7 separate regions of the Homo sapiens genome follow, and regions 1, 2, 3, 4, 5 and 7 are each linked to region 6. The links are chromatin loops, found by intact Hi-C in ENCODE. Cell type or tissue: B cell. All regions are shown on one strand. Links, peaks and the distances in the headings refer to the core of each region. The heading gives the core; the rest is flanking DNA.

Evidence for each region. A loop is a pair of places that touch in the nucleus more often than their neighbours do. Peaks named below come from ENCODE experiments on the same cell type or tissue, not always from the same donor. Only the 100,000 strongest peaks of a DNase experiment are listed, where the experiment ranks them.
Region 1: it touches region 6 in a loop (6-fold over the local background); 10 of 110 quality-filtered maps call a loop at or near these places.
Region 2: it touches region 6 in a loop (5-fold over the local background); 30 of 110 quality-filtered maps call a loop at or near these places.
Region 3: it touches region 6 in a loop (7-fold over the local background); 37 of 110 quality-filtered maps call a loop at or near these places.
Region 4: a loop joins it to region 6, with 16 times the contacts of the local background. A loop is called at or near these places in 48 of 110 quality-filtered maps.
Region 5: a loop joins it to region 6, with 16 times the contacts of the local background. A loop is called at or near these places in 106 of 110 quality-filtered maps.
Region 7: it touches region 6 in a loop (21-fold over the local background); 67 of 110 quality-filtered maps call a loop at or near these places.

What each region holds. Positions count from the first base shown.
Region 1 is chr6:53,242,983-53,247,346 of GRCh38, reverse strand. It overlaps LOC124901332 (a long non-coding RNA gene), which reads left to right. Exons shown (of 4, transcript XR_007059612.1): 2 at 1,735-1,806; 3 at 2,916-3,076; 4 at 3,203-3,302. Among named protein-coding and RNA genes, the nearest start is that of MIR5685, 32 kb to the left of the region's middle. In B cell, for the core only: no CTCF peak of the experiment used is centred there; DNase peaks (open chromatin) are centred at 2,196, 2,736 and 3,687; H3K4me3 peaks cover 2,289 bases; H3K27ac peaks cover 3,322 bases.
Region 2 is chr6:53,649,213-53,653,576 of GRCh38, reverse strand. It overlaps KLHL31 (kelch like family member 31), which reads left to right. Exons shown (of 3, transcript NM_001003760.5): 3 at 1,247-4,364. The coding sequence ends at 1,979. Among named protein-coding and RNA genes, the nearest start is that of KLHL31, 14 kb to the left of the region's middle. RefSeq lists enhancers at 1,471-1,690, 1,721-1,780 and a silencer at 2,152-2,446. In B cell, for the core only: CTCF peaks have their summits at 1,812, 2,050 and 2,258 (motif pointing right); DNase peaks (open chromatin) are centred at 1,556, 1,966 and 2,216; H3K4me3 peaks cover 1,343 bases; H3K27ac peaks cover 801 bases; H3K27me3 peaks cover 634 bases.
Region 3 is chr6:53,357,181-53,361,544 of GRCh38, reverse strand. No RefSeq gene overlaps it. Among named protein-coding and RNA genes, the nearest start is that of ELOVL5, 10 kb to the right of the region's middle. RefSeq lists enhancers at 1,166-1,673, 1,674-2,182 and a silencer at 1,934-2,293. In B cell, for the core only: no CTCF peak of the experiment used is centred there; DNase peaks (open chromatin) are centred at 1,094, 2,084, 2,674 and 3,645; H3K4me3 peaks cover 2,089 bases; H3K27ac peaks cover 3,990 bases.
Region 4 is chr6:53,292,448-53,296,811 of GRCh38, reverse strand. It overlaps ELOVL5 (ELOVL fatty acid elongase 5), which reads left to right. Exons shown (of 8, transcript NM_021814.5): 2 at 1,105-1,170. The coding sequence starts at 1,113. Among named protein-coding and RNA genes, the nearest start is that of MIR5685, 18 kb to the right of the region's middle. In B cell, for the core only: CTCF peaks have their summits at 2,341 and 2,545 (motif pointing right); a DNase peak (open chromatin) is centred at 2,541; H3K27ac peaks cover 3,926 bases.
Region 5 is chr6:53,482,805-53,487,012 of GRCh38, reverse strand. The region is part of intron 3 of GCLC-AS1 (GCLC antisense RNA 1); the gene reads right to left. Among named protein-coding and RNA genes, the nearest start is that of GCLC-AS1, 53 kb to the right of the region's middle. In B cell, for the core only: a CTCF peak has its summit at 2,167; DNase peaks (open chromatin) are centred at 2,192, 2,862 and 3,352; H3K4me3 peaks cover 1,498 bases; H3K27ac peaks cover 482 bases; H3K27me3 peaks cover 250 bases.
Region 6 is chr6:53,169,571-53,173,934 of GRCh38, reverse strand. No RefSeq gene overlaps it. Among named protein-coding and RNA genes, the nearest start is that of GCM1, 23 kb to the right of the region's middle. In B cell, for the core only: CTCF peaks have their summits at 1,676 and 1,884 (motif pointing left); DNase peaks (open chromatin) are centred at 1,043 and 1,854; H3K4me3 peaks cover 1,101 bases; H3K27ac peaks cover 1,528 bases.
Region 7 is chr6:53,409,024-53,413,387 of GRCh38, reverse strand. No RefSeq gene overlaps it. Among named protein-coding and RNA genes, the nearest start is that of GCLC-AS1, 20 kb to the left of the region's middle. In B cell, for the core only: a CTCF peak has its summit at 2,524; a DNase peak (open chromatin) is centred at 2,557; H3K4me3 peaks cover 788 bases; H3K27ac peaks cover 362 bases.

The DNA of each region.
Region 1 (4,364 bases), core at 126-4,125, 74 kb before region 6:
CATCCAAGTCTCTCCACCATCCTTGTTTCCTCCCTCCTCTACAAATCAGGGGTCAGGAGGACAGACAGTGAACCTAGATGAAGTGAAACAACCATGTAAGATAATAGGTTCCAAGCTGTTTATATTGCAAGCAAGCATATCCCCTGCCCAGGTGAATTGCCTTTTGAAACCTGTGCTTGCATAACAAATGGAAAACAACCAGAGTGCAACCCCTGAACGAATTAGACTTGAGCTCTTCTGACCTGGATCCTGCCCTGGCCAAGTTACAGGCCAGTATGCAAACCAGCTGGATGCTCTTGGTGGCTCCCAGCCAGCCCACCAGCTCCAGCAACAGGCCCCTTACAAGGTTCCCTCGGTTTTTGTGTCCTTGCAGCCTCAAAGACTCTTTCCAGGCTTGCAGGCTCCCCCTTTTTGGTGTGTTGTGTCCCCTTACCTATTCTTTCAGTGTATACCAGTGGTTCCCAACTGGGGTGATTTTTGTCTCCTCCCCCTGGGGACATTTGACAAGGCCTGGAGACATTTTTTGTTGTCACATCCTGGGGCAGGGTGCCACTGCATCAGATGGGTGGAGTCCGGGGATGCTGCTAACCTGCCTACAATGCACGGGACACCCACACAACAAATAATTATGTGGTTCACAATGACAACAGGACCAGGACTGAGAAATTCTTATTGCACACCCTCTGCCTGGATCCTTTTACTTGCATGTGATTCTTACTCTTTTATTGACCTTTGGACTAATACTTCACCACCCTTTGTCCCAAGCCTAATTCTCACCTGGATGTAGATGTCATGTTCCTTTTTATTCCACATCCTGAAGCCACTAAGCAAAGGCACGGGTGCCTTCACCTCACCAGGTTCCTATACATTCTTCAAACACTGGAGCTCTGCAATTATTTCAGGCCATTCTGTGGCTCTTCCTACCACCTCCACACCTGAAAGTCAAGCAGCGCCTGTAGGATCAATCTGGTTAATGCTGATACATTCTCGGTTTTTAAATAGTGTGATTTTAGACTTTTAGTTCTATTGGTGAAGGTACAATATATAATAGAAAGAAACTCCAACAATCCCATACTAAACCTTTGCCCTTTGCTCGGGCTCTTAAAGGATTCACGTGCTTCCAGCTCGTAACTAGTGTTGTCCTACTTTTGCTTGTATTGTAATTGATCTCCTTTCTTGGGTTTTTTTTTCTTTTCTTTTCTCACATAAACCTTCTCTACCTTTTGTACTGCTTGTCTCACATACTATTAAGCCTAATTTGAATTTTTTGTTATAGTCTTCAGTTTCCCAACACTGTTTATACTTCTTTAAACAATAGATTTCATCTGCATGGTAGACAGAATGCCCATGAGTCCCAAGATGTCCATGTCCTAATTCCTAGAACTTGTAGATATGTTACCTTATATGGCAAAGGGGACTTTGCAGATGTGATGAGATGGGGGGATTATCCTAAATTATCTAGGTGAGCTTAATAGAATGCATGAGCCCTTAAAAGGGGAGAACCAGGCCTGGTGTGGTGGCTCACACCTGTGCTCCCAGCACTTTGGGAGGCCAAGGCAGGCGGATCACCTGAGGTCAGGAGTTCAAGACCAGCCTGGCCAACATGTCAAAACCCCGAGAGTCCATCTCCAGTGTTTGAGACGGGGTTTCACTCTGTCGCCCAACAGGAGGGCATATATCCTCTATCTCCCATTACCAAAGATTGATTCAGGCATCCCTTCTTGATCTTTCTAGGAGCTGTGAAGTTGCAGAATTTTGGTTTATTGGGATGCATCCTGGTGCTTGCCTACAGATCTTGTTTTGCAAGTAAGAACAGAAGACTCTGGCCGGGCGTGGTAGATTATGTCTGTAATCCCAGCACTTTGGGAGGCCAAGGGGGGGCGGATCACCTGAGGTCAGGAATTCAAGACAAGCCTGGCCAACATGGCGAAACCCCATCTCTACTAAAAATACAAAAATCAGCCAGGTGTGGTAGCACGCACCTGTAATCCCAGCTAGTCTGGAGGCTGAGACAGGAGAATCACTTGAACCCGGGAGGCAGAGGTTGCAGTAAGCCGAGATCGCACCACTGCACTCCAGCCTGGGTGACTCTGTCTCACAGAAAAAAAAAAAAAAAAAAACCACAGGAGACTCTAGGGAGGCCACCAGGCCTGTCAAGGTTGCATGGTTCTCAGGTGGCAGGCTGGTATCACACCCCCCGCCCTGACTCACAAACTGTTCCTATTTTCATTTCCTTCCCCTTAAAAAAAGTAGAACTATCTCACTGATGTAAGAAGAACATACTTGGCTTTTTTTCTCGTAAGGAGTCTTAAAAAACACACTGATAGTTGACACTGTATATATCAAGGTTTTCTGGCAAAAATTTCCATGGAATGTAGTTCAGAGAGATGCTCCAGAAAAATTTTTAAAAAGCCTCTGTGGTCAAATAAGCTTGGAAAATGCAGTATGTTTGTTCCTGCCTTGGAATGTCATCACATACATAAGCTTAATAAAACTTCTCAGAAGTCTATAGTAAAGAAGTTCTAGTTCAGTTTTCCCTTTTCATATAACACCCATTAGCAGGAGGCAAGAAATGCTAGTACAGAAGTGGCTTCATGTCTTTTCTCTGTCCCTTTCACTTGTTGCGTGGCTGGTTTAGCACTGTAGGTGGCTCTGGCCTGAGTACGCAATGTGACCCTTTGGGAGTCAAGCAGGTGAGTGCATCCCAGAGCCTGCTGATTACCACCCATTCTTCCTTCCTTTCTCATCGACGGGAACCCCATTTTATGTGGGTCAATGAGTGCTGAGGCTCCCTTGAAGCTTGGTGTGGCCATGTGACATAGTTCTAACCCATGAGATGGGAACAGAAGTCTCTAGAGGGACTTTCAGAAAAGCTCATACATGCATTTTTCTTCATCATTCATTTTCCTGCCTAGAGTGCAGAGGCAATACATGGAGATGCAGCAGCCATCTTGTGACCATGAGGACAAAGATCATTTACCAAGGATGACAGAAGAGAAAGTTAGCAAGAGCCTTGACCCCTGATGAGGTGAAGTCATTTCACCAGCCTATCACAGCTTCTAGTCTTCTTGGGAATGTAAGAAAAACAAACTGTTATTTGCTTAAGCTCTTATAGCTAAGTTTCTGTTCCGTGCAGCTATTATTCTAATCAAAATAATGTTTCAGTGTTTATTCCTGAATATCACATAATTTTGCTCTGTAGGTGTCATCTTGGCTTTCTTTATGAATGGCAATTACTGGCTGGGTGCGGTGGCTGAGATGGGTGGATCACTTGAGGTCAGGAGTTCGAGACCAGCCTGGCCAACATGGTAAAACCCTGTCTCTACTAAAAATACAAAAAAATTAGCCAGGTGTGGTGCCACATGCCTGTAATCGCAGCTACTTTGGAGGCTGAGGTAGGAGAATCACTTGAACCCAGGAGGCGGAAGTTGCACTGAGCCAAGATATCACCATTGCACTCCACCCTGGGCAACAAGAGTGAAACTCTGTCTCAAAAAAAAAAAAAAAGAAAAAGAAAAGAGAAAAGAAAAGAAAAGAAAGGCAATTACTGGATAGGGTCTAAGAAGTTTACAAAGCAGGCCAGCAACAGCATCAAGTCATTCAAGTCAGTGTTTCTCAATGTGGCCCCCAGACCAGCAGCCTCAGCACCACCTGGGAACGTATTAGAAGTGCACATCCTCCGACCTCGCCCTAGACCTGCTGAACCTGAGACTCCAGGGGTGGGGCCCAGCAACTGGTGTTTCAGCAAGCCCTCCTGGTGCTCCTTACATACGAACTTTTTAGAACCATTTTAGAACTTAGTTTAGAACTAACATTTTAGAATTTAGTTACACATTCAACCTCAATGAATTTGTAAACCCACGAAAGGTCACTTTGAATGAAATAGTTGAGTTTGAACAGCAAGACTCATGCCCACACCTAACAACAGAGCACAGGCTTTGTGAGAAAAGGTGTCTGGCTTTGCCTTGGAAATTCAAACTGAGATAGAAGTACTATAAAGGGGCCAGGTGTGGTGGCTCACGCCTGTAATCCCAGCACTTTGGGAGGCCGAGGTGGGCGGATCACGAGGTCAGGAGATCGAGACCTTCCTGGTTAACACGGTGAAACCCCGTCTCTACTAAAAATACAAAAAATTAGCCAGGCATGGTGGCATGTGCCTGTAGTCCCAGCTACTCGGGAGGCTGAGGCAGGAGAATCGCTTGAACCCAGGAGGTGGAGGTTGCAGTGAGCAGAAGGAGCAACTCTGTCTCAAAAAAAAAAAAAAAGTACTATGAAGGTAACAGTGACAGAAATGGAAGCTACCACCACTTAAAGAGTGTGGTTAATTGTGGTTCATGTCAAGGTACCAAGAGGCTAGTGTTGCA
Region 2 (4,364 bases), core at 94-4,093, 480 kb before region 6:
AATAACAGAAAATGTGTCAGTATTTTTGATACATACAGAAAAGAGTAAAAGAGTAAAACACATCCTTCAGAAAAATGGAATTCAAATGCCATATTATTTTATATATTTATGATTAAAAATTAAACTTCCATTCATATGAAATGTTCAGAAAATCATGCTTATATCATGGTAGTAGTACAAAGTCAAACATAACTAATGAGCAAGATCTGAAAATTTGTGTAGTATTTCATGAAAAATATACTTTATTATTCCATTATGTGTGTATGCATTTTAAAGAACACAATTAACTGATTTTTAGTGTTTAATTTGTAACTATAGTTGAGTTTAATTTGGGAGTTAAATGGGACAAAGATGAACATCAGACTGAAGGAGTGAGTTCTGTATTTACAATACTTCTGAACTATGTCAACAGGAAAGCATCAGTTCACTATGCTTATTTTCCTCCTGCTGTAAAGACACCTTTTAGTACTCGAGTCGCTTTGTGAGGTATTGATTGCAGTGCTTATACATGGATAGTTCCGAGCACTGAAAAAAATATATATTTATCCCTAAACTAAAAAGTCTTCTCTACTGACAAGTGCTGGAAAATAGAAGAGTATCCAAAGTTAAGCCTTTGTTGATGCTTTTAGACAGTTCTATTGGTCTCAGTCTAACAGACAAGAGAAGACTTTGCTGAGTGGCTTGGCTTTACTGTCGCAATGGCCAAGAGAGGTGTAGGATTAAGGGGTTTGTGAGAAATGGAGAAATCCAGTCAGTCAATTCGTATCTTAAACTGTGACAGGGAGCTAGGAATGGTTGGCATCTGAGGATATGCAGAATTGACTTTAATATGGCGATGCCCTTCTCTGATCGCCACTCCTCTGATCGTCACAAATGCCCAGCCTCCCCCATGTGCACATCTCGTAAATCCCACTGGATGATAGATATTTGAATATGGAGGAAAGGGGGACTGAAAGCTCAGTCTCTGTGGGCTCTTCTCCAAGTGGCCCCATAAAGGGAGTGCTTATAAACGGAGGAGAGGCTTATAAACGGGGGCGAGGGGTGGTCAATGCCTGCTTTGTCTTTTCCAAGTGTCACACATTTTTACTGGCTGAGAGAGAAACTCCAGCCTCCAGGTGAGGTGCTGGGCCAGGTCCCTCGCCTCCTTGCAGGGGTAGTGTCAGGCTTCCCACTCATGATTTGCAAAGTAACATGGGGTCCCCAGCTGCCGCCGACAAAGCTGTTACACCTTCTCTATCATTTCCAGATACGATCCCCGCTTCAACACCTGGATACACCTGGCCAGCATGAACCAGAAGCGCACGCACTTCAGCCTGAGCGTGTTCAACGGGCTCGTGTACGCCGCGGGCGGCCGCAACGCAGAAGGAAGCCTGGCCTCGCTGGAGTGCTACGTGCCCTCCACCAATCAGTGGCAGCCGAAGACGCCCCTGGAGGTGGCGCGCTGCTGCCACGCTAGCGCGGTCGCCGACGGCCGCGTGCTGGTGACCGGAGGCTACATAGCCAACGCCTACTCGCGCTCTGTGTGCGCCTACGACCCGGCCAGCGACTCGTGGCAGGAGCTGCCGAACCTCAGCACACCCCGGGGCTGGCACTGCGCGGTCACGCTGAGCGACAGAGTGTACGTGATGGGCGGCAGCCAGCTGGGGCCGCGCGGGGAGCGCGTGGACGTGCTCACCGTGGAGTGCTACAGCCCCGCGACCGGCCAGTGGAGCTACGCGGCGCCGCTGCAGGTGGGAGTGAGCACTGCGGGCGTCTCGGCGCTGCATGGCCGCGCCTACCTGGTGGGGGGCTGGAACGAGGGCGAGAAGAAGTACAAGAAGTGCATCCAGTGCTTCAGCCCCGAGCTCAACGAGTGGACGGAGGACGACGAGCTACCCGAGGCCACTGTCGGCGTGTCCTGCTGCACCCTCTCGATGCCCAACAACGTGACTCGGGAATCCCGGGCCAGTTCGGTATCTTCTGTGCCAGTCAGTATCTGAGCCCAGGTAGATGCAGGGACGCAGGAAGAACACGTTATTTATTCGTAGAGCCACGTGGTTAACCTCTGAGTTCGCGAAAAGGAAAATATTTAACATTTACTACACTGATTGTATTGTAAAATATGTCGAGGCACATGTCCTGATGGCTTTAAATTCCTGGTATGGCATAATCTACCTCTTTTTTTTTTTTTTTTTTTTAGCAAAATACAGGGCAATGGCCAACAAAAGAAACAATTTATTTCAGCGGCCACTGGGTGGCAGACGGAATTCGTTATAGGCACTCTCCCAAGGCGGCATGTTTCCTAAATGTATAGCGGTTACACCCACATTTGAGATTTTTTCCTCTACACGTTAGTACACTTGAGGTTTATGTAAGTGATTTCATGTTCAAAAGTTTATTTTCCTCTCTCTCTTTTTTCTTTAGGAAGTTGAAGATATTCATATAGATTTTATTTATTTAAAAATGGAAATTGTCGATCTCCATAAAGACTTAAGATTTAATTCTGTATTTCAACGCAATTTTCCCCCCATATGTGATTGAGTAAAGGATTTTGAAAGATATCCCATGACAACGTAATAAAGCTTAAAACAAGATCTGACCGAAAAGGAATAGGGATTCCACCCAGGGACCCTAAATTTGATAACCTTTGTGTTAGCGGACATTCCTCTTCCTCCATGCCTCAGGCCCCAGTTTATTTTCTACCATAAAATCATGCTCTCAATGAAGTAATTGATATGAATCATTTAATTTATAGCATAAATTTAAGTCATTTGGTTGTTTCAACTAGAAGGATTTGCATTTTATCCCTTGTCCTCTATTAAAGAAGAATTTCACATACCCTGGGAGCCTTACCCTCACCCTAAAAACTACACCAACCTGGTTAAAGGCAACCTTGGCCCTAATGTACACCCCGCGAAGATCACCAAATAAAACTATGTCCCTAAGGACCATTAGCCTTAAGCTTAGAGAGCTTGAAGTTTACACAACCAATAACAATAATTTTATTTGCCCCAATCTTTTATATGATAAGAATGATAGAAACATTTGGAATTTGTAGATTTGGTAGTAACTGGATGAATGGGTTCTCCTGTTGATAAATGCCATTGTTTCCCATTTAATATGGATCCTCCTGATTTCTTAAGTAAAAATCAAGCACTCATCTCACGTATATAAAAATATATACTCATTCTGTCCTATTTTTATTAATCTCATCTGCTCCAAATGAGCTTTGGATTTATAATCAAAGTGTACCCACTTGATAGCACTTTTCCTATATGTTTGCCAAGTTTTGGGGAAAGGGAATGACTGTAGTAAATGATACATATTTTCCTTTTTTATAATTTATCACTTTATTCTTTGACAGTTTATTTGTTTTGGAGAGGAAGTGGCCTATCAATTATGGGTTATGTGCAATTGGATTTTGAAAAATAAAACAAGCTATTTAGGAATTGAACATGAGATATATGGAAATATAATTTGGTTTTTGTTAATCTCATCCTCTCCACCTTGTGTAGATAGGTTATTGCTAGTTATGATATTTATTTCTAAAATATGTTATTTGAACTGTGAAAAGTGGTTCATATAGTACACTTTGTGGAACAATTTTATATCATTACCCCGATGAAAAGTTCAATCTCTGGATATTTAATGATAACACTCAGGTAAGGGCTACAAACGCTGTAAATTAAGAACAAGATATTATTAATGTAAAAGCGCTGGGCTGTTTCCTTATCCCACACAAAGAATCTTTTACCTTGGTATATGTGGATATGGTATATTACCTTGGTGTATGTATATGTGTGTATACGCACACACTCATACAACTGAGAAGCCTATAGTATATGGTTAATTTTTGGAGAAAAGGGTGTTTTATTGTGGGTTACAGATCATAAGTGAGTGAATAGATGTAATTCCTTGATGCACACCAATAGATGTGTTCCCATTGACATCTTAGAAGTATTGTATGAAGAGGAGGACCTAGGGCTTGAAATGAAATGAGAATCAATCAATTGCAACATTACATGATGGAATAATGAGAAGAGATACTGAAACTAGAGGATTTTTCATCTATCAAAGCTTGATAAATTAGGTTGTGCAAAAACTTGGCAGTGGCTTTCTAGAGATGAAACTGGAGACATGTTAGTGCTGGATAAATCATTTAAAATTACCATTTAATTTATTTTCTACATTGTTTATCTGAAGACTCAGAAAATCCACATATTTGAGCTTACCAGACTCTTGGGTGCATTGCTGTTCTATCTTCTGCTTCAACAGTTAGGAAAATAAAGACCAATATGAATTTGGAATGTCAGAATTTCTGACATAACACATTGGCGAGGAGTATGGAATGTAAGGGTCGGTGAAAGTTTCATATCCTGGAACAT
Region 3 (4,364 bases), core at 250-4,249, 190 kb before region 6:
TGTACTTAACAGAGTTCTCAAAAAACACAACTCATCTCCAAGAGGTGCTAGTACTCGGCTAGATGCAGTTTTTAGCTAAGGACTCCAAAATCATCAGATTCCTTTTCACCTTCCATTTATTGTGGATTGAAATTTCATGATGTAAGGGAGAGAAGTATGGAAAGGGCCTGAGGCAGGAGAATAGGATCTGGAGGCAGGGAACCTAAAGCTGTTTCACACCAACTTCCTAGAACTAAATTAGGAGGCGGGGCGCAGTGGATCACGCCTGTAATCCCAGCACTTTGGGAGGCCAAGGCGGGTGCATCACGAGGGCAGGAGTTTGAGACCATCCTGGCCAACATAGTGAAACCCCGTCTCTACTGAAAATACAAAAATTAGCATGGAGTGGTGGCGCGCGCCTGTAGTCCCAGCTGCTCGGGAGGCTGAGGCAGGAGAATCACTGGAACCTGGGAGGCGGAGGTTGCAGTGAGCTGGGATTGTACCACTGCACTCCAGCTTGGGTGACAGACCAAGACTTTCGTCCAAAAAAAAAAAAAAAAAAAAAAGAAAGAAAAGAAAAGAAAACCCTAACTTTCCACCCCGAAGTAACAAGAGGATCAGAGGCTACTCCCCTTGACATTTTCTGCCAGGCAGTTGGAAAATTGGGAGTTAGCAACAAATCAGACCGATTGCGGGTCCAGTCTTCCTTTGCAACTTTGTAATTTCACTCCAGCCTCTGAATGGTTGTCTACAACCAATCAGACTGATTGCGGGCTACCACTTCATTTACATGAGGTGAGCATGAAGTGGCCAAAGGGAAACAAACCTCTAGAGGGTATTTGAACCCAGGCAGATTCTGTATCCAGGTCCTTGAGCCTCTGCCCTGGTAGCTCCTACACTGTGGAGTGTACTTTCGTTTTCAATAAATCCCTGCTTTCGTTCTTTCGTTGCTTCATTCTTTCTTTGCTTTGCTGGGCCTTTTGTTCAATTCTTTGTTCAAAATGTCAAGAACCTGGACAATTGCAGTCACGACCGTCTACCGGTGAGAGGCCCACACTTTGTCACTTACAAACTATGTATGACCTTGGCCAGATGAATCTCAGCCTGTTTCAACATCTACAACTGGTGGTAATACCCATCTATTCCTACAGACTTGTTAAAAGGATTAAATGATAAGCAGAAATATCTACCAAGACTTTACAAGCAAGCCAAACTGCTTTCTGTGCTTTTTCTTGTTTTTTGTTTTTTTGGGGTTTGTTTTTTTTTTTTTTTTTTTTTTTTTTTATGGTGAGGCAGAGGGAGTAACCTTTGGCGTCAACAGAAAAGCCACTAGGTTTCCTCTTCTTTTCTTCCCTGGTGAGTGATACTTTTTGGAAGATATCTCAGAAGTTTTTTAAAAGCTCATTTATGAAATATAACAAGACACATTTTCAATATCATGGAACTTAGGAGGATACAAAAAGCAAATATAATTTTAATCACAACAGGAGGAGTCTTTTATTGTTTTACCCCCACTCTCGGGCATCCTGGACACGCATTAACAGTCTACAACGGAGGGCTCATTCACGATTATAAAAGACTGTGAAAGATGAGTAACGATTTAAGGCTTCTCTCCAGAGGCCCTTCCCCAGCTCCAGGTTTAGGCTGAACTGCCCACGGGGACCATTTTCTTGCTGCCTAATCTCCCCCTCTTCTCCCGCCCCACGCGGTTCCACCCACTCGCGCGTCTCGGGACTCTGATGAACGTCCTAAACTCCAGCCTGGACGCTCTGGGCTCTGGATCTGAAGGGCGTGGAAGCACCAGAAGTCAAGGCCGCCTTCCATTCTTCCCTCAAGGCCTCAACCACCCTCCGATCCCAAGGTTGCGTGGTCCGGGCCGCACAACCCTCCTCTCCCTAGCTCAGCGCCTCCTCCACCCCCACCCGATGTCCCCAGGAAGGGTCAGCGCGGGGACGAGGTCTGGTCATTGCCCGGGAATTACCCGGCCCGGGAGCGAGCTCAAGGCGGGGAGGGCGCGAGCGTGCTCCTCGCGAGGCCCCGCCCCATCGCCAGATGCGGCGCTGTTGGTGAGCGGTGATTGGTGGGTGCAGCCGCGGAATGAATGGGGTGACCGCCGCGGGGGAGCGGGGCGGGCCCGCCGAGGGCGCGGGGCGGGCGAAAGGAGCCGAGTGGCGCAGGGCTGGCGAGAGGAGCCGAGTGCCGCGGGGGTGGCGGCGGCACCGCCCTGAGCCACAGGCAGTTAACGGTGTCCACGCCGCGCGAGTGGAGGAGGGGGCCCCAGGCAGGCCCTGGTACCCGCGCCTGGCGCGAGTGTGCCCACCGCGTTCCGGGAACCCAGAAGTGATGGTGGCCCTCAAGGGCCTGCGGTCAAGACTGGGGGAAGGGGTTGCAAAGGGAAGCCACGCCCGCCCCTCAGGCCGGTGACAAAGGGCGTCCCCGCCTCTCTGGATCCCTCCCGGGTTCTCGGAGCGCGATGTGCCAAGAAGGCCCGGCTCCTTTGATTGGAATTCATGTCTGGACACCCAGTTTTTTTCTGTCCCTACACCAATACCCCTTTTTGACTCCATATTTTAGATTCAGTCACTCAGGCCAGGTGGCTCACACCCCTGATTCCAGCGCTTTGGGAGGCCAAGGAGGAGAATCGCTTGAGCCCAGGACTTCGAGGCTGCAGTGAGCGGCGATCGCGCCACTGCGCTCCAGCCTGGGCGACAGAGCGAGACCCTATCTCGAAAAACAGGAAGAAAAAAAAGTGTGCGCACACTTTATGCCCGGCACACCCCAGTAACAAGGTAGACTTGTTTCTGCCATCCTGAAGTGTAATAGGGAAGGTAGGAGGTAAAAATGAGTAAACAGAACAACTACAGATTGTGCTAAGTGCTGTGGACAAAGTAAAGTAGTGGCTGAGGAAGAGGAAGTAGAGGAGAAACTGATTTTAGCCAGGTATGGGAAAGACCTGTCGTTTTAAAACGATGACTTCTCAATTGAGACCTGGGAAGAGGAGAGGTGAGCAGTTTTAAGAAGAGGGTATACAGCCTTTGCAAAGGCCCTACTGCTACAATGCCCTTTCCTCATCCTCTTTGACATGTGGATTCCCACAGCACTTTTTTTGCACTTCCTAAGGCACATCGCTTTTTGCCATATATTGGTAAAAAGTTTTATCACCCCAATTCCTAGCACATACCAAGTTCCCAAAGAATAGTCAGTAAATATGTACTCAGCATCCACTGACTTCTAGATTTCTTGCTATGTGCGGAGGATAATTTAACAAGTGAATTCATTCATGAATGAATGTTTTCTGAAAAGTAATTCTGTCTTTTTATGCCTGTTCTATGCATCCACTGTGCCCCCCCTTTATCCCTACTCCGTGTGAATTTTTCTTAACCACAACACAATTTTCTGGGCTTTCAGACTTTCACAGTCTAGTTTCTCCTTGCTTGGCTGATCTAATAAACTAATTGGGTCTACTCATTAGTGAACGAAAGTTCAATGCGTTATCCTCCCCATATAATGTCTGTGTTTTGGTTTGTGTTATAGTAAGCTGCAATACCTTAATTCAAAATAATAAATGAAGTGAGAAATTGAGGCACTTGACTACCCCCGAGTTGAGAAAATGTTTACTGATATCTGGGGGAAGTGGGTTGAGGAATGAGGGTTCCTTACCAGTAAGTTCCCTAATCAGTGAAGCAGCAGCTTAATTTGTTTTCAAAGTCGCTTGCCTTGACCTCTTCTTTTTGAAATTGGGCAACCTATACCCATATGTGTATATGTTTTTCATGATATGAGAAAACCATTTTGGGAAAGGTAAATTCTTGTGACCGGTATATTGACATAGTTATCAAACACTAGGCATACCTTGATTGTTTTGATAAGCAAAGTAAATAAACTTTATTTCAATTAGTCTGTGTCTGATTCTGTTGTAAAAAGTATTAACTATCCCTACATTACAGATTATTCCAAAATCTAGTGGTTTGGAACAACATTTTTTGCCTCAAAGTTTCTGCAGATGAGGAATTGGGGCATTGTTTGCCTTAGCAGGGTTCTCTACCTCAGGATTTCTCACAGACCGCAGTCAAGGTATCCACTGGGCCTGGAGTAATCGCAAGACTTTTCTGGGGAAGGATCCACTTCCAAGTTCACTCATGTGGTGATTGGCAGGATTAGTTCCTCAAGGGCTGTTAGATTCAGAACCTCAGTTCCCAGCTCCCTGTGGACAGGAGACCAACCTTAGTTCCTTGACATGTAGACAGTTCCATAGCACCTTCCTTCATCAAAGTACACAAAGCCAAGAAGTTACAGAGGGAGTGCCAATAAGATAGAGGTCACACCTTCTTTTCTAACAATCTAGGAGGCGACATTCCATCATTTTTGCCATGTTCTGTTATGAA
Region 4 (4,364 bases), core at 203-4,202, 120 kb before region 6:
ATGATTATTCCTGTAAGAAGAATGGCCAGGAAAGTTGGAAAATCTAGTCAGTATGCATATGAAAAGTTGATTAGCTACCCTCTAAATGTAAATCTTAAATTGGGGAAGGTAGGGAGCTATAGAATCTTAGAAGATGGAGGTAAATCTTTAACTGGTATCTCAAGATGTTTTATTAAGTGAAAATAAGCAAGTAATATATACACACTTCTATATATAATAGTGTTTTTTTAGTTTTTTTTAACTGTGATCCCCACAGTAAGAATATATTTTACATCACAGCTAAGTACATTATACTTATAAATATGATATAATAAAACTAAAGTTTTATAAAACTATATTCATTCTCACTGAGAGCAAAGCATTCTGATTCTCTACTATGATCAATTATTATTTTTAATGCTAAGTTGACATGATCATCTACTAATGGTAGATTTCACCCACAATTGTGAAAACATCCATTTAGCATGACCTCTTTGTGCTCAAAAGAGGAGAAATCTCTGGAAGTATATTGAAGAAATGTTACCATTAGGTTCCTTGTGATGCGTGGCTTGGGGATTGAGGTTGAGGGAAGTAATGAGATTTTTGCCCCTTTTTTTTAATTTTTAATACTTGAATTTTTTTTTACTGTAGATATGAAGTACTGTAAAATAATAATTGATAAAAGTAACAAGCGGAAAAAACTGTCTTGTCACTGTGGCATTCTGTTCCCTGATATGGCTCTTCCTTGTCTTACCTCAAGTCCTCAGTTGTTGCCCAGACAGGATCTCTTCCTGTCTGCCACCTCTCATTCCAGTTAGTTCCACTTTTTTCCCCACTGAGATTTCAGCTTCACGGAAAGAGTTTTTATGGAACTAAGAAAAGAAGTTCAGAAAACTGGCACTTCATTTATAAAGTGAACTCACAGAATTGTGTCTTTCCTTTTGATCTTCAAGTTAGATCTAGCACAGAAGTCACTTCTGTGAATTAAATTCTTTTAACCTAAGGAACTGAACTTAACCTTGTCTGTAGCATATTCTTTGAAAAGAATTTATTCTTTTATGAAAAAATACTGTATAAAAAACATTTTGAGTAGAGATTAATCAGTATCTTTTTTTTTCTTAATAGGTTTTCAAATGGAACATTTTGATGCATCACTTAGTACCTATTTCAAGGCATTGCTAGGCCCTCGAGGTAAGGTGGTTTTTGGTTTTGCTTACCTTCTGCAGCATCACTCCCTGCCTATAGTCCCTTGTAAATATTGCATGAGGAGATAGTAGAAAATGTTAGCATTTTCTATGATAAGTCTAAAACTTTATCCTGGATAACAAGGAATTTGGAGAAGTCTCTGACAGAGACACCTGCTGTGGGTGGTCCTCCGTTGACTTTAACTGGAGTTTAAAAATATGCTGTAAAGCTTGTAGCCTGAGAATACTATAGATTTCACCATTATCAGTGGCATTTTTTTCTCAATTCTTGGCAGTCTTTAAGAAAAACTAGTTTCCAAAATGCAGTGTTGCAATAGGAGTTTAAAACCTTTCCCCTTTTACAATTTTAAGGGCTTTTTAAGGTCTTCTCATTTTGTATCATGTTAACTCACTGGTAAATATGCACCTGAACCTTACTTGCTGTATCTTTTAGAAAGTAAATCAGCTTCATATTGCCTTCTTTTGATGTCATCTGTAAAAGTCTTTTAAAGTCTTTTGTATAAAGAACTTCTTAGGCTCACAGAAAAACTAGAAATGGCTTTTAAACAGACAAAAAGAATCTCAGTTTCTCATGATTTTTAAAACACAAAAGAAATAACAAAAGGACTTAGTCTATTAACATGGCAGAGATGAAATAATAGGTTTCATGTCACCTATGATAATAGTGATAATAGTGAAGGCGTGGAGAAAGAGTACAACCTCTCTGAAAGGCTGTTTTGCCTTCTGTTGGAATTAAAATGCACATGCCCTTTTGCCTAGCCATTCTACTCCTAATACTTTATCCTGTGGCTAGCCTTGATTAGTTATGCAATGATACATATCAGGATGCTCATTACAGCATTGTTTTTCAAGGAATCATCTGGATGCCTGTCAGTAGGGGAGAGGTTCTGTAAATTAGTGTATGGCCCATTGAAAAGAACAAAAAAGAATAAGTTAGATCCATCTGTATGTGCTTGGGTTGGGATAGTGCCTTACTTTAGCTGTAAGGGACAAAAAATCCAACTCTAAATGGCTAAAATAATAATAATAATTATTAGCTTGCATTACCAGGTGGAGCAATTCCGTAGTTATTTCAGGGACTGTATGATGTAACCAAGGATCCTTGTTCTTGTCATTTTCTACTTTGCCACTTCCAGGTATCAGCAGCTCTGTCCTCAGAATGGGTCCCCCACTTCACACAGTTGTAGGATGGCTACAGCAGCTCCAAGCAGCACATTCAGAGGAAGAAGAAAAAATGTTTCATTTGTGTGGTTTTAAGCATAAAGAAGTTGTTTCCCAGAGCTCTTTGCCAGCTGTCATCCCTCAAAACTCACTGGCCACAATTGCTTCACATGCCCCTGCCTGAACCAGCCACCAGAGGGGGTTAGGACCACCACAGATTGACTAGATCCTAAGGATTCTCTACCTGGGGCTGGAGTTCGGGTCAGGTGCCCGGGAAGCACTGTGCGGTGTGGGAGGATGAATATGTGCCAATTTGGAAAGATGAGTATTTGTGGGAAAATGAATAAAGCAAAGTGTAAATCAGAGGTTTAAGTTAAAATAGGGAGATTTGTGTGTATTTATTGTTTGTGATATATATGTTCATACAAAATAACAGTCTGATGTTAGTTGCTAAGTGGGAACTGGTTTTCTTAAAATTGACAGCCAAGGCCCAAAGCTGAGAACAAAAGGTGTTAAGCATCCCCTTAAAGTCCCTGGGGCCAGCCATTTCCCTGAATGACTTCTAAGCACAACCAGTTCTGCCGGACTGACAGTAACACCCTCCGTGACCATAGCATAACTAGTGGGGAGGGTGTGGAGGGCATGTCCCTCTGAAGCCAAAGCAAGCCAGCCATGAGAGAAATGCTGGGAAAGTTTAGTGTGTACAGTGCAAGAAAGGAAGACTGACTGACAGTTCCCCACGTGGACATATGCTTTATTGAGCCTGTTCTTGTTCTGTGAAATCAAGGTGAAAACGACTGGAGAGAGTAGCAAGATGGTCCAGTCTGGGAGGGGTCAAAGAAAGGGCAGAGCCGGGTGTGGTGGTTCACTCCTGTAATCCCAGTACTTTGGGAGGCCAAGGCAGGTGGGTCCCCTGAGGTCAGGAGTTCCAGACCAGCCTGACCAATATGGTGAAACCTGGTCTCTACTAAAATTACAAAAATTAGCGGGGTGTGGTGGTGTGTGTCTATAGTCCCAGCTACTCTGGAGGCTAAGGCAGGAGAATCGCTTGGACCCTAGAGGCAGAGGTTGCAGTGAGCTGAGATCACGCCACTGCACTTCAGCCTGGGCGACAGAGTGAGACTCCGTCTCAGAATAAATAAATAAATGAATAATAAAAAAATTAAAGAAATGGCAAAGGCTGTCCTCCCAACTGCTGCTTCTCTGAAGACGCAGTAGGTGAATGCTGCATGTGCCTCATGTTCTGGAGTTGTGAGCCTTGGCGGGTAGTTAAGATTGAGGAGCCACAGGTTTTCGGGGAACATCATAGCAGGGTTCAAAGGGGAGCATGCTTTTCAGAGGTAGCTTCCTGGGGTCAGCCAGAGTATGAAGCTGAATCTTTCAGGGGACACATAACACTTAGGGGCTCTGGCTGCCAAGGAGTTTCCCGCCATCCAAGAAGAGGTTGTCAGTTTGCTGCTGGCGGCTGACCTGTTTCCCTCTCCCTCCTCCCTGCCTAAGAAAAGGAATAGGGGCAGGAGAGGCCCTTCCTATACCAGTATCTCCTCTGGATCCGCCTAGGTCTTCGCTCTCATGCTACTACTCCTCAGTTTGTTAAATACTGCCCTTTAAATAGGCATTTATCTGATCATTGCTGCTTCACCTTCATGTTTTGTTTTGTTTTTATTTTCATTTTTGAGACGGAGTCTCACTCTGTTGCCCACGCTGGGGTGCAGTGGTACGATCTCAGCTCACTGCAGCCTCTTCCTCCCAATTTCAAGCGATTCTCCCACCTCAGCCTCCCAAGTAGCTGGGATTACAGGTGTGCAGCACCATGCCTGGCCAATTTTTATATTTTTAGTAGAGATAGTGTTTTGCCATGTTGGCCAGGCTGGTCTTGAACTCCTGACTTCAGGTGATCCACCCGCCTTGGCATCCCAAAGTGCTGGGATTACAGGCATGAGCCACCACACCCAGCCCTTGTTTTGTTTTTAAATCATTGTCCTCTCTGCTGTTGACCATTACACTCATAGCAAAGGC
Region 5 (4,208 bases), core at 1-4,000, 310 kb before region 6:
TATATTTACACAAAAGCTGTATACAAATGTTCACAACAGCTTTATTCCTACTAGCCCAACACAGGAAACAACCCAGATGTCCTTCAAGAAGTGAATGGCTGAGCAAATTGCAGTACATCTATCTCATCTAATACTACTCACCTATCTCATCGAATACTACTCAGCAACAAAAGGGAATAAACTAGTGATATCGGCAGCAATCTGGATGAGTCTCCAGTGAATTATAATCAAGAAAAAAAAAAGCCCAATACAAATTGGTTGCTAGAGTTTCAGGATGGGGCAGGGGGATACAGGAGAGAGGTTGGTGTGGTTATAAAAGGCCAGTTCAAGGGATCCTCATGAAAGATAGAACTGTTTGGTGTCTTGACTGTCAAGTGGAAACATGAACCTACAATGGTGATAAAATTGTATAGAACTAAATACACACACACACACACAAATGCATACAAGTAAAACAGGAGAAACTGAATAAGATGGGTCGATCTTGTCAATGCCAATATCTTGGTTGTGATACTGTACTACAGTTCTTCAAACTGTTTCCACTGGAAAAAAATTGGGTGAAGAGTACATGGGATCATTCTGTATTATTTCTTATAACTGTATATAAACCTAGAATTACCTCAAAATTAAAAGTTTAATTTTAAAAAGGTAATTATACAGGCACGAGAACGTATAAAGAGGTACAAATGTTCCCACCATTAAAGAGTTTATCATGGAGGCAGGGTTAGGAAGCCAGTGGTTTTAGAGATGGCAAAGTTTTGTTGATCACATTCAGGAGACGGTGTAATTGTACCAGATGAAGTCTGTACTCATATAATCATACCAGTGGACATTTATTGCACAAATCTAAATGCTTTCCATGTGGCATCTCAGTCTTTACTAGAACCCCTGCAGTAGGATATTATGATTGCCATTTTGCCAGTAATGAAACTAAAGCATAATCAGGTTAAGCAACTTGCCCATTTTTTTTTTCAATCCAAGACAATCCTGATTTGGCTAATCTTGACTGATATTTTGGTGCTTATATATAAAGAGCTCTGGATTATTTGTCAAAAGTCTTGAGGGGGTGGGCACAGTGGCTCATGCCTGTAATCCCAGCACCTTAGGAGACCAAGGCGGGAGGATCACTTGAAGCCAGAAGTTTCAGACCAGCTTGGGCAATATAGTGAGATTCCTGTCTCTGCCCAAAAAAATAAAAATTAGCTGGGCACAGTGGTGTGTGAGTGTAGTCCCAGCTACTCAGGAGGCTGAGGCGGAAGGATTGTTTGAACCCAGGGCTTCAAGGTTACAGTGAGCTACAAATGTGCCATCGCACTCCAGCCCGGGCAATAGAGTTAGATCCTGTCTCAAAAAAAAAAAAAAAAGAAAAGAAAAGAAAACAAAAGTCTTGGGTTCTAGTCCCACTTTACTGCTGATTAACATTTTAACTTGAAGAGTGATTCAATCACTCGGTTGCCCCACTTGAAAAAAAAAAAAAGCTGGAGTACATATCTAGAATCCTTACCACACGAACATTCTATATTTTTGGTTCTTTGACTCTAAAATGGTCAGCTTAAAAGAGTGTTTTCCATCCCTCTTTTGGCTGTTAGAGCCATCCCTGGTGACTTTACCCCTTTCCCCTGAACCTTTCATATGTTTATTGAGCATCCACTCCAGTTGTGCACTGGTGTTTGTTTTCACGGGGTTACTGGTACCCTCCACCCTCACCCCTCTTTCTCCCTGCAGAAAGCTTTTCTAATACTTTCAGCCGTGGTCAATTTCAGGTGATAGCAATGGTAATCATTTATTGAGTACTTACCAAATGCTAGAGACTGACACAGGCTATGTCATTTTTTCAATACCAAGCCCTGTGAAATGGGTACTATCAGACCATTTTTACACCTGTGGCTTAGAAGACTTAAATGTCTAGTGTAAGGGCGGTTGTAGTGGTAGGCAGAGGCAGGTCTCAAACCCTCGCCTACCTAACTCAGACACACTTGGCAATACTATATATCTCTTTAAGCCTTTCAGAGGATATGTTTTAGGAGGTGGATTGTTCCATTTTATATATATATGAACATGATAGACAGACAGATAGATAGATAAATAGATAGAGATAATTTTAAACGTGCTCACTTTCATTTATGAAAATTTACATTTGATAACTAAAAGAGCCTTGCAATTCCAGCATCTCCCTCATGGTGGCAGTAGAAGACTAAGTCATGTACACGCAGCCTCCAGCACCAACAACTAACCCAGAAGAAACCTCCTTAATAAATCAGCTTTTGGTCAAGATTGGTGTTACGTAAAATGCAAAATTAGGACCCTCGGAAGGGGAAAAAAAGAGTCTCAAGTATCTAGGTTATTGACCCCAGAAACAAAAGAAATTTGACAAACTTGCAAAACAGAGACAACAACTTCCTATGGGGGAAAAAAAAACAAAGCAACTACTTGTTGCTGCCCACCCGTTTAGTAACTGGCCTTGGTAGTCTTCCAGCAGCAAGCACAATAGCCTTGTCCACAGATGCTTTTCCCATTTCCTCGGTCCCCTTGAAACCAAGCTTTTGAGAACAAATAGTTTATTTCTCCTTTCTTAATTTGCTCTGAAGGTTTTTAACACAGCGATAACTGGCATATAGAAATTTCACATATTTTTCTTGATCACTATGGCCTATCAACCCCCGCCTGATGATTAAATGAAGGACGATGTATCCAAGGTTCTTAAAGAACTTGGTTGCAACGAATGAACACAAAAAACACCAGACAATAAACATGTATTGAATTATATCTGGGTACAGTAGACACCATTGGGCAGACTTCAGAATTAGCCCCCGGAAGTTTTGCTTTTGCTTGACTCTTGGTCATAGCTGATTGGACTAGAAGTGAACACCTGACTCAGGAGGAGGAAGTTCATTGGCTGACCAGGAGCCAATTAGGGTCTCTCTCTTGAGAACTCTGACTAAGAGACAGAGATGCAGGTTATTTAGTCCAGTTGCGGGTGTAGCATTAGACAGATATAAAACCCAAGAACTCTTGGTACTGAGGCCTGGTTGTTCAACTTTCCTCGGATTTTAGGGGGTGACCAGGATCCCTCCCAGCAAAGTATCATTTTTGTTTAAGCTTAATTTCAGTGGGTTATGTTACATGCATTCTCCATCAAAGACTCCAAGCCCTGTGCAAAGTGCAGTGAGGGCATACAAAGAATTTATGACATTTCCCTGCTCTCCTGGGTATGGGTAATTTTCCTTGCTGTAGAGAGAACAGGGTCTCTGGAATTCAACCCACCTTTGTGACCCTGTGAATGTTCCTTTTTTTCTCTCTCAGAGATTCAACTTTGTTCTCAGTAACATGGAAATGATAGCATCTGCCTAACAGTCATTTTGAACAGGAAGCGTCCCTCTGGCCGGGTGCCTCGTGCATGGCAGATTATCAGTAAATGTCAGCCTCTGCACTGCTTTGCAAGTAGGTCCTTTGGCCGCTCTCAAATGCAAGTCACACAAAGATTGTGGGAGTTTTTTTTTTTTTTTTTTAAATAGAAAATACATCATTCCTATAGAGAAAAAAATACAGTCACATTTAATAATGGCTGTTTAGACAGGGACAGGTTCTCTCGAGCCTCTGGAGGTGGTGGAAAGTGGAGGTGGGTCACTGATCCCAAGAAATAAGCTACAGGACTGAGGCCAGTTTCTGGAGAGGGGATGGTCACTCCTATATTTAAGCCAATAGTGAAGGTTAAGTAGGAGAGTCCAGAGGGACCCTTGAGCCCACTTGCTTGACAATATTGGTGCAGGACAAGTCTAACCCTCCTAACTGGGCAGCTGCCCCCTCCCAATAGTGGTCTCTCTTATGGAGAAAATTTTTACCCGATCAACTTATTCTCGTGAAGCACAAGGGCCTGATATGAACACCCCTTCTGTAGGCATTTTCAAAGAACTTAGTGAGGGTAACAGAAAGAAAAACCTCTATGCATCGAACTTCAGGCACCATCGGAGAAATGTCTTTTCTTAGATTGGCTTTCAAAGTATCTTTAAATCACCCTATTACAAATGGGGTATTAAATAGCCTGCTCTGCCTAGAGAAAAGGTTCCCAAGATTCCTTGTAGCTGCTGGGAAGTTACTGAAATCCTCAGTGACGTGTTTTGAAAAAGTGTTGACAATACAGCGGAAAGTTGCATCTGGCAGCTAACAAATATTTCTTGAGGGTCCACTCGATGCCAGGGATTGTTGCC
Region 6 (4,364 bases), core at 218-4,217:
ATATTGATGGCTTACCTCAGAGTGGTAGTGGGTGGAGGTGGTGAGACATGGTAAGAATCCATATATATGTATTTTTTTTCTTTTCTTTTCTTTTTTTTTTTTTTTTTTTTTGAGATGGAATCTCGCTCTGTCACCCAGGCTGGAGTGCAGAAGCGTGATCTCAGCTCACTGCAACCTCTGCATCCTGGGTTCAAGCAATTCTCCTGTCTCGGCCTCCTGAGTAGCTGAGACTACAAGTGCATGCCACCACACCTGGCTAATTTTTATAGTTTTAGTAGAGACGGGGTTTCATCATATTGGTCGAGCTGGTCTCAAACTCCTGACCTCAGGTGATCCACCCACCTCACACTCCCCAAATGCTGGGATTACAGGCATGAGCCACCATGCCCAGCCTAATTTTTGTATTTTTAGCAGAGACGGGGATTCACCATATTGGTCAGGCAGGTCTCAAACTCCTGACCTCAAGTGATCCACCTGTTTCAGCCTCCCAAAGTGCTGGGATTACAGGCATGAGCCACCACACCCGGCTTGAATCCCAATATATTTTAAAGGTACAGCCAGCAGGATTTCCTGAGGGAGCTGATATGGAGTGTGAGAGAAATAAAGTGGTCACTGATGCCTGCAGTGATTTTGGCCTGAGAGCCTGGAAGGATGGGTAGCCATTAACTGAGACAGGAAGACTGTGGGCAGAGCAGGGGAATATGAGGATAACAGTATGGGGGCCGATTAAATGGTCATGCAGAGAAGTTGAACAGTTAGGTATCAGAGTATGGAGCTCAGGGGCTCAGACTTCTGTCTGAGCTGAGTATGGGGCTCAGACTTCTGTCTGAGCTGAGTATGGAGCTCAGACTTCTGTCTGAGCCAGAGGTATAAATAAGTGCAAGGACCATGCCTTAGACAACTTGGTAAGGATAGATTGGGGAGAAAAGGCAGACTCCACAAAGAACTAAGAGGGGAGGAGAAGCCAGTTGATGGTGCCCTGAGGATCGGTGAAGTGAGGAGCTAGCAATCAAGTGCTGTTTATAGATAAAGTGAAGATGAGGACAGGGTTGACTAATGGATGTAAGTGATGCAGAGGTCAAGAGAAGTTCCTTTGGAACGGTCTGAGCAAAAGCTGATTACAGTGGGTGTAGCCGAGAATAGCAGGGAAGGCTTTGGAGTTGGTGAATATCAGTAAGTATGGAAAACCCCAGGAATTACTGGAAAAAAGAACAGAAATAGGGTCATAGCTGATAGAAAATTGGGGCCCAAGAGGAATGATAAATAATGATGGGATAGATAACAGCAGGTTTCTGTGCTAATAGGAATAAGCTAGTAGAGAAAGGAAAATTGATGACGTGGGGGAAAAGGTCGTGAAAATTTTCTGGAGTCATGTTTCCGTGGAAGTGAGAAGGGATTTTACCTAGGGCACGGGAAGGGTTGCCCTTAGGAGCCAGGACAGTTCACCTACCTTCGCTGGCAGGAAGGCCGACCTGTGGTCGTGGTAGGGCGCTGTGAAGTTCCGTCTATCTGCTTCGTTTTCTCAGTGAACTGGAAAGCAAGGCCATGAGCAGAGTGAGGTGTCGGAGCTTAGCTGAGTGAGTTGCAAGTGTGAAACAGTGTGAGAATGAACGGACGGCGGGGATACAGGGTAACATTCACGGACATGGGTTTAAAGTGATGACCCAGGATTGTGGTACCTGCAAAGGTGTTGAGGGTGCATTCAAGAGAGTGATCTTAATGACTGACATAGAGTCAACTCACTCAAACAAATATTTGCTGAGTGCTTATCACAGCAGCAATGTATTATAATAAAAACTGCTTTTTAGGCTGAGTTGCTACACATCAGTGAGTGTTCCTGCACTGCCTCCCGATGGCCGTGACAGGAACTGCGGCTGAGGCACCACCCGACCTGGGACAGGGCTGCCATCTCCCGGCCAGTCCCTGCTACTGCAAGTGCAGCAGGCTCAGGCGCTGCTGGACTTTCTCGGTGCCCTGGATTGGTGACTGGTAGAAAAGATGACCAAGCCGAAGGCTAGTCCTGTGTGGCCATTACCTCTGCCCTTGCCTACCCTTCACTTTTCCATTCTTATTCTATTTTACTTATTTTTAAAATAAGTTTTTAATAGAAATTTCTTTTCTCTTATTTTATTTTATTTTTTTAGAGACGGGGGCCTTGCCATGTTGCCTAGGCTGGACTTAAACTCTTGAGCTCAAGCTATCCTCCCGCTTCAGTTTCCCAAGTGACTTGGATTATGGGCACAGCTGCCATACCTGGTTCACTTCTTATTCTCAGTAACAAGCAAATTACCCCCTTCTAAGGGGTGTTCCTTTCCTGAGAAATTTCCCATCTTAGCAGACAACTCTAAATATCAAAAAACCCTTGAGGACCAATGAAATGAAATTATCATTGAATTTCAAGCATCTGTGGAATACAAATGCAGGAAATATTTTAGATGCAAGGGTCCACACTGCCCCCAATATCCTATCCCGTAGATAGGGTACCACACTCAGGGTAATGAGTTTTGTGCTCTTCTGTCACACATCCCATTAGATGTTAATTGAGAATCCATGATGCTCTAGGCTCTGGATAATGTATGCATTGCCCAGTGATTTGGTTTCGGAAACCTCAAATATTCCCCACTCTTCACACTAATTTCCTGTGTTGATTAAAATTTTTACTATTAGTCGTTTTAGCATAGAAGTATTGGAGCCCTTGAAAAATCAAGTAAATTGGCCGGGCGCAGTGGCTCACGCCTGTAATCCCAGCACTTTAGGAAGCGGAGGTGGGCGGATCACCTGAGGTCAGGAGTTCGAGACCAGCCTGACTAACATGGTAAAACCCTGTCTCTACCAAAAATACAAAACTTAGCCAGGCGTAGTAGGAGGCCCCTGTAATCCCAGCTACTCAGGAGGCTGAGGCAGGAGAATCACTTGAACTCGGGAGGCAGAGGTTGCAGTGTGCCGAGATCGTACCTTTGCACTCCAGCCTGGGCGACAGAGCGAGACTCCGTTTCAAAAAGAAAAAAGAAAAAGAAAAGAAAAATTAAGTAAATTATCTGATAGGGCTAGACAATATATCAGGCTTTACTTTGCTAATATATCAAATTAGTTACCTGACACTACAGCCCAAAAGAGACAGAGCTACAAGTGGGCAAATATTTTTCAGTTATTTTTTTTTTTTTATCAAAGCAATACCTGCATGTAAATTCGAGTAGTGAAAAAGGCTTGTCATGAAAAACTGCAGATAGCTAACTGCCTTTTCTTTTTTTTTCTTTTTCTTTTTTTTTTTTTTTTTGAGATGGAGTTTCACTCTTCTTGCCCAGGCTGGAGTACAATGGCGTGATCTTGGCTCACTGCAATCTCTGCCTCCCAGGCTCAAGTGATTCTCTTGCCTCAGCCTCCCGAGTAGCTGGGATTACAGGCATGCACCACCACACCCAGCTATTTTTTGTATTTTTAGTAGAGATGAGGTTTCACCATGTTGACTAGGCTGGTCTCGAACTCCTGACCTCAGGTGATCCTCCTGCCTCGGCCTCCCAAAGTGCTGGGATTACAGGCATAAGCCACCACGCCTGGCCAGCTAACTGCCTTTTCTTATCTCATAGCCCTACACCCACAGAAAATTATCCTTATCTCTTTTAGGAATTTCCCTAAGCATTTATCTCCGTGTTTCTGAATAATATGCTCATGTTGTGTTTCTCAATTTGTTAGTTTTAGACTTTACTGATTCATTTGCCCCTCCCAAGGTAATTACATAAATATTTTCGTTAGTTAGTGGTTGGCATTTACACTACTTTGACAAATATTGTTCATTGCTAAGATATGATTCTTTGTTTTTCCTGGAATTAATAATTGCCTCATTTTTTCATTTACCTGCTTTTCAATGTATCCATAATTAATTTAATTTTGTGACTCTCTGACACACATTGAGCAATGATCTTCCTTCCCTCCTTCCTTTCTTTTCTTCTTTCTCTCTCTCTCTCTTTTTTTTTTTTTTTTTTTTTTTTTTTTTTTTGTGAGATAAGAGTCTTACTCTGTTGCCCAGGCACAACATCCTAGGCTCAGGTGATCCTCCCACCCCAGTCTCCCAAGTAGCTGGGACTACAGGCATGCATCACCATGCCCTACACTGTTTTGTATTTTTTTCTGTTTTTGTTTTTGTTTTTTTTAATGGAGTCTCACTCTGTTGCCTAGGCTGGAGTGCAGTGGTGCAATCTCAGCTCACTGCAACCTCCGCCTTGTGGGTTCAAGCAATTCTTCCTGCCTCAGCCTCCCAAGTAGCTGGGATTATAGGCATCCACCACCACACCCGGCTAACTTTTGTATTTTTTAGTAGAGACAGGGTTTTGCCATGTTGGCCAGACTGGTCTTGAACTGACCTC
Region 7 (4,364 bases), core at 234-4,233, 240 kb before region 6:
CCCAGAATAATAAGCTCTGCAGTATAGTTCATTGGCTCCCCTCTATGCACCAAAACCATAACATGGAGAGAATAAGATCAGTTTTCTTTATGTCATTGAAATTCTGTGAAGATGAAAGGAGATGGCATTGGTGAAACTGCTATATGAATGGAGGGCATTACTGTTAAATTCAGACAGGGTTTAAGGGCCTATAATGTCAGTGCTCATGCCTTAGAGGGAATCGTTTTAACTGAAGACCTAATCAGAGATTTACCAAGAAACCAAACAGCCCAAGTAGTTTTCAAGTGATATAAGAAATGTTTGAAAACCTATTCTAGAAAAGTGTTTCTCAATATTGGCTGCATGTTGGATTTACATAGAGAACTTTTTAAAATTCAGATGAAATAGCACAACCCCAACTCAGGGGATTGGGCAATATCTAGAAAATTTGCACAAGACTTTTGACCTAGCAATCCCACTTCCAGAACTCAATATCAGAGATACGATGGTACATTTCCCAAGGGAAGTGAGCACAAGGCTATTTATTGCTGTGCTATTTCCAACAGTAAATGCCCAGAAACAACCCAAGTATCCAGAGAGGAAAGAATTAATTTGCCCAAGACAAACCCTGTGCAGGCTAGTCTCCCAGAAAAGGAAAGGGCCTCTTGTGAAGCTCCCTGGAAACCACTGTGACCCTGTGCTTAAGACAATCAATTCTGGTTGACTTAGATTCCAGAATCTCCCTCACCCCCATGATGCTAGTGCTGGGGCTGGAAGTCCTTCAGTCCTGAAAATGCACATGGAAAATCTTGCCACTCATATGCTACCTAATAAAAGAGCTGAAATTGTTAGGCTTGGACGCCAGCCCTCTGATTGCACTATGAGAGGGGGTGGTGATTCTCCCAACCTGGAAACTGATCTGACAGGATAGGACCAGAGACCAGGTGATACCACCCCACATTGCTGTGGCACCCAGGTGTGATCATGGGGGATGGGCCAATACTTCATCTTAAATGCCTCACAACACAAGGATGAGGATGTCTTGTGTTTAGTTCTGTCTAGGATGGACAATGGGACACCAACCCTGTGTCCATGAATGTTTTCTCATGGATCTTGTGCTAGTAAGCCTGACATAACTCTACGTAGCCAATTTATCCATTTTTGCACTCAACTAGTGCAGTGAGCTGGGCATCTGGCCAAGCAGCCACCATACGTTTCTGGAAGGAAATCGCCACAGTTTGAATGTGTCCCCTGCAAAGTTTGTGTTTTGGAAACTTAATCCCCAATGCAACAGTGTTGAGAGGTGGGAGCTTTAAGAGGTTATTAGGGTCATGAGGGCTCTACCCTCATGAACGGACTATTGTTATTGTGGGAGAGGGTTCCTAATAAAAGAATAAATTCAGCTCCCCTTCCCCTCTTCCTTCTCTCCCTCTCACCTTTCTGCCTTCCACCATAGGATGACACAACAAGAAGGCCCTGGCCAATTGCAGTCTTCTCTATCTTGGACATTCCAGCCTCCACAACTATAAGAAGGAAATAAACCTCTGTTCTTTATAAGTTATCCAGTCTCAGTATCCTAATAGAGCAGCACAAAATGGATTAAAGTAGTAATCAACAGATCAGAGATCAAAGTCCAACTAGGTAGCAGGACAAATCCTCTTGGAGCAACATGGCCAGCTGTTGGGATAGTTAATCACTAATTGCTCATGGAAATCCCATAAAGTCTTCAGCAGCAAGAGACCCAGGGAGTAAGGCCTCCTGGAATAGAATTCCTTTGTTGTTATTAATGACCTGGCAGGAGTTTCCCAGGAAGGGGTAGCTTCATTGACGAGAAGGCTGAACCGGCACCCATGATAACAGTACAACCTCCTTGTGATGACTAAAGAATTTTCACTTCAGCCTGACCACTTGCTACTCAAGATACAGGAATGTTAGAGGCAGGCAAAGAACATCCTAAAGACTGAGATAAGGCAGATCCCAAAATTTTTACTACTTTTAGAATAAAATTGTAAAATAGGTAAGATGAAACAAATGAAGCTAAACATATTTTACTTAGATCCATTATCTCATTAAAAGTTACAAAATGGCTATAATCGAATTATTTTATTCCTTTTTCATTTATTAGTTAGAATTTTTCTATAAAGAACTTTTCTTCATCCACTCCTTGTATATCTTGAGGTACAGTTCATACGAGAAAGACAGAGAAATTCTAGGCTTATCTCCTTTCCTGCTCCAGACTTGGACTGTTCATTTCTCCAAGGAGCTTGGGGATTTTTTTGGTGAGAAGCAATGTTTAGAGACTACAGTCTGGGCTTAAAGGTGCCATTGCTCCCAAATTGATTATTTTGTATAAGCCTTTTCTGTGAACAGTTAAGAAATATGAAGTTTTTTAGAGGAGAAAATGCAGACAGTCCCCGACTTGGTTCTCAGCTTTACAATGGTGCAAATGCTATACGCATTCAGTAGGAACTGTCTTTGAATTTTGAATTTTGATCTTTTTCCTGCGAGCAATATGTAGTACAATTCTCACTCGCAATGCTGGGTGGCGGCAGTGAGCCACAGCTCCCAGCCAACCACATGGTCACAGGGGTAAACAGCCGATACTCTACAGTGTACTACTGTGTTGCCAGCATTTTTTGAATATTGAGTCTTGTGTTTCCACATCTTACCATGTCTACAAAATGCCCATCCGTGTTCTCCTGCTTCTGATAAGAAGAGGAAGGCAAATTACTTCTGAGTTTCTCAAGATAAAACTCAAGAGTAATTGCCCAGCATGAACGTGACAAGCCAGTAATAGCCACTGCATTTGAATTAGGACTTTCACATCCACAATCTCAACCATCTCAAAGGATAAGAAGTGAATCAGTGATGCAGTGAAATCATCCATATTGGTTAAATTCACTGTTGTTAGGAAGAAAAGAGCTGCGCCAACTGATGATATGAAAAAATACTTGTCACATGGATGGAAGACCAGATACAGAAGTATCAGATATAGTTTAAGTACCACTTAAACCGCAGACAATCCAGGCTAAGGCAAGAATTTTTTTATTTATTTATTTTTTTTTGAGACAGAGTCTTGCTCTGTCACCAGGCTGGAGTGAAGTGGCGCGATCTCAGCTCACTGCAACCTCTGCCTCCCAGGTTCAAGCCATTCTCCTGCCTCAGCCTCCCGAGTAGCTAGGATTACAGGTGCCCACCACCATGCCCAGCTAATTTTTGTATTTTTAGCAGACATGGGATTTCACCATTTTAGCCAGGATGGTCTCGATCTCCTGACCTCGTGATCCACCCGCCTCAGCTTCCCAAAGTGCTGGGATTACAGGGGTGAGCCACCGCACCCGGCCTCTACTCTTTTTTATACACTAAAAAACATTCTGATGATCCCACCTATATGCAAATATTTATAGCAAGTCATGGGCTGTTCCAGTGCTTCAAATGGCTCATAATTTTCATAATGTGAAGATCAGCAGTGAGGCAGCAAATGCCATATTGAATGTCTTAAAGCTTTAAAAAAGAAAAGAAAAGAAAAAAAGAGCTGCATAGGATAATTGTGGATGAGAAATATTTACCAGAACAAATGTTTAATGCCAATGAAACAAACTTTTTCTGAAGTTTGTTTCAGAAACAGAATGTTTGTATGCTGGAGCATACATACATTCATCGCACATCCAAGACAATGCCAAGATTCAAGGCATACAAAGACCATGTAATGCTGCTTTTGCCTGGAAATGTTTCAGAGTTCAAATTAAAGCATTTTCTAATCTACAACTTGGAGAACCCTATAGCATTCAAGAATGTGAACAGGCAAATACTTCCATTTCTTCTCATCATTAAAGAAAGCCTGGATGACCGGTTTTCTTTAAAAAAAAAAAAAAAAAAAAAAAAAAAAAAAAAAACTTGTGAAGAAGAGAAAAATGAGTAAGGAGGAATCTCTAGATTAAAAGAAATGTAAGAGGCGTGTTAACGAAATGCAGTGTATGGATACTACTTAGACCTAATTCAAATAAAACGGCAGCAAAAACTTTTCATAAGATAATTGAAGTCTGGGTGCGGTGGCTCGCACCTGTAATCCCAACACTTTGGGAGGCTGAGGCAGGCGGATCATTTGAGGTCAGGAGTTGGAGACCAGCCTGGCCAACATGGTGAAACTCCATCTCTACTAAAAATACAAAAATTAGCCAGGTGTGATGGCACACCCCTGTAATCCCAGCTACTCAGGAGGCTGAGGCAGGAAAATCACTTGAACCCAGGAGGCAGAGGTTGCAATGAGCAGAGATCACACCACTGCACTCCAGCTGGGCCACAGAGCAAGACTTGGTCTCAAAAAAAAAAAAAAAAAAAAAGACTATTGAGGAAATTTGACAACTGGCAGGTTATTGATGATG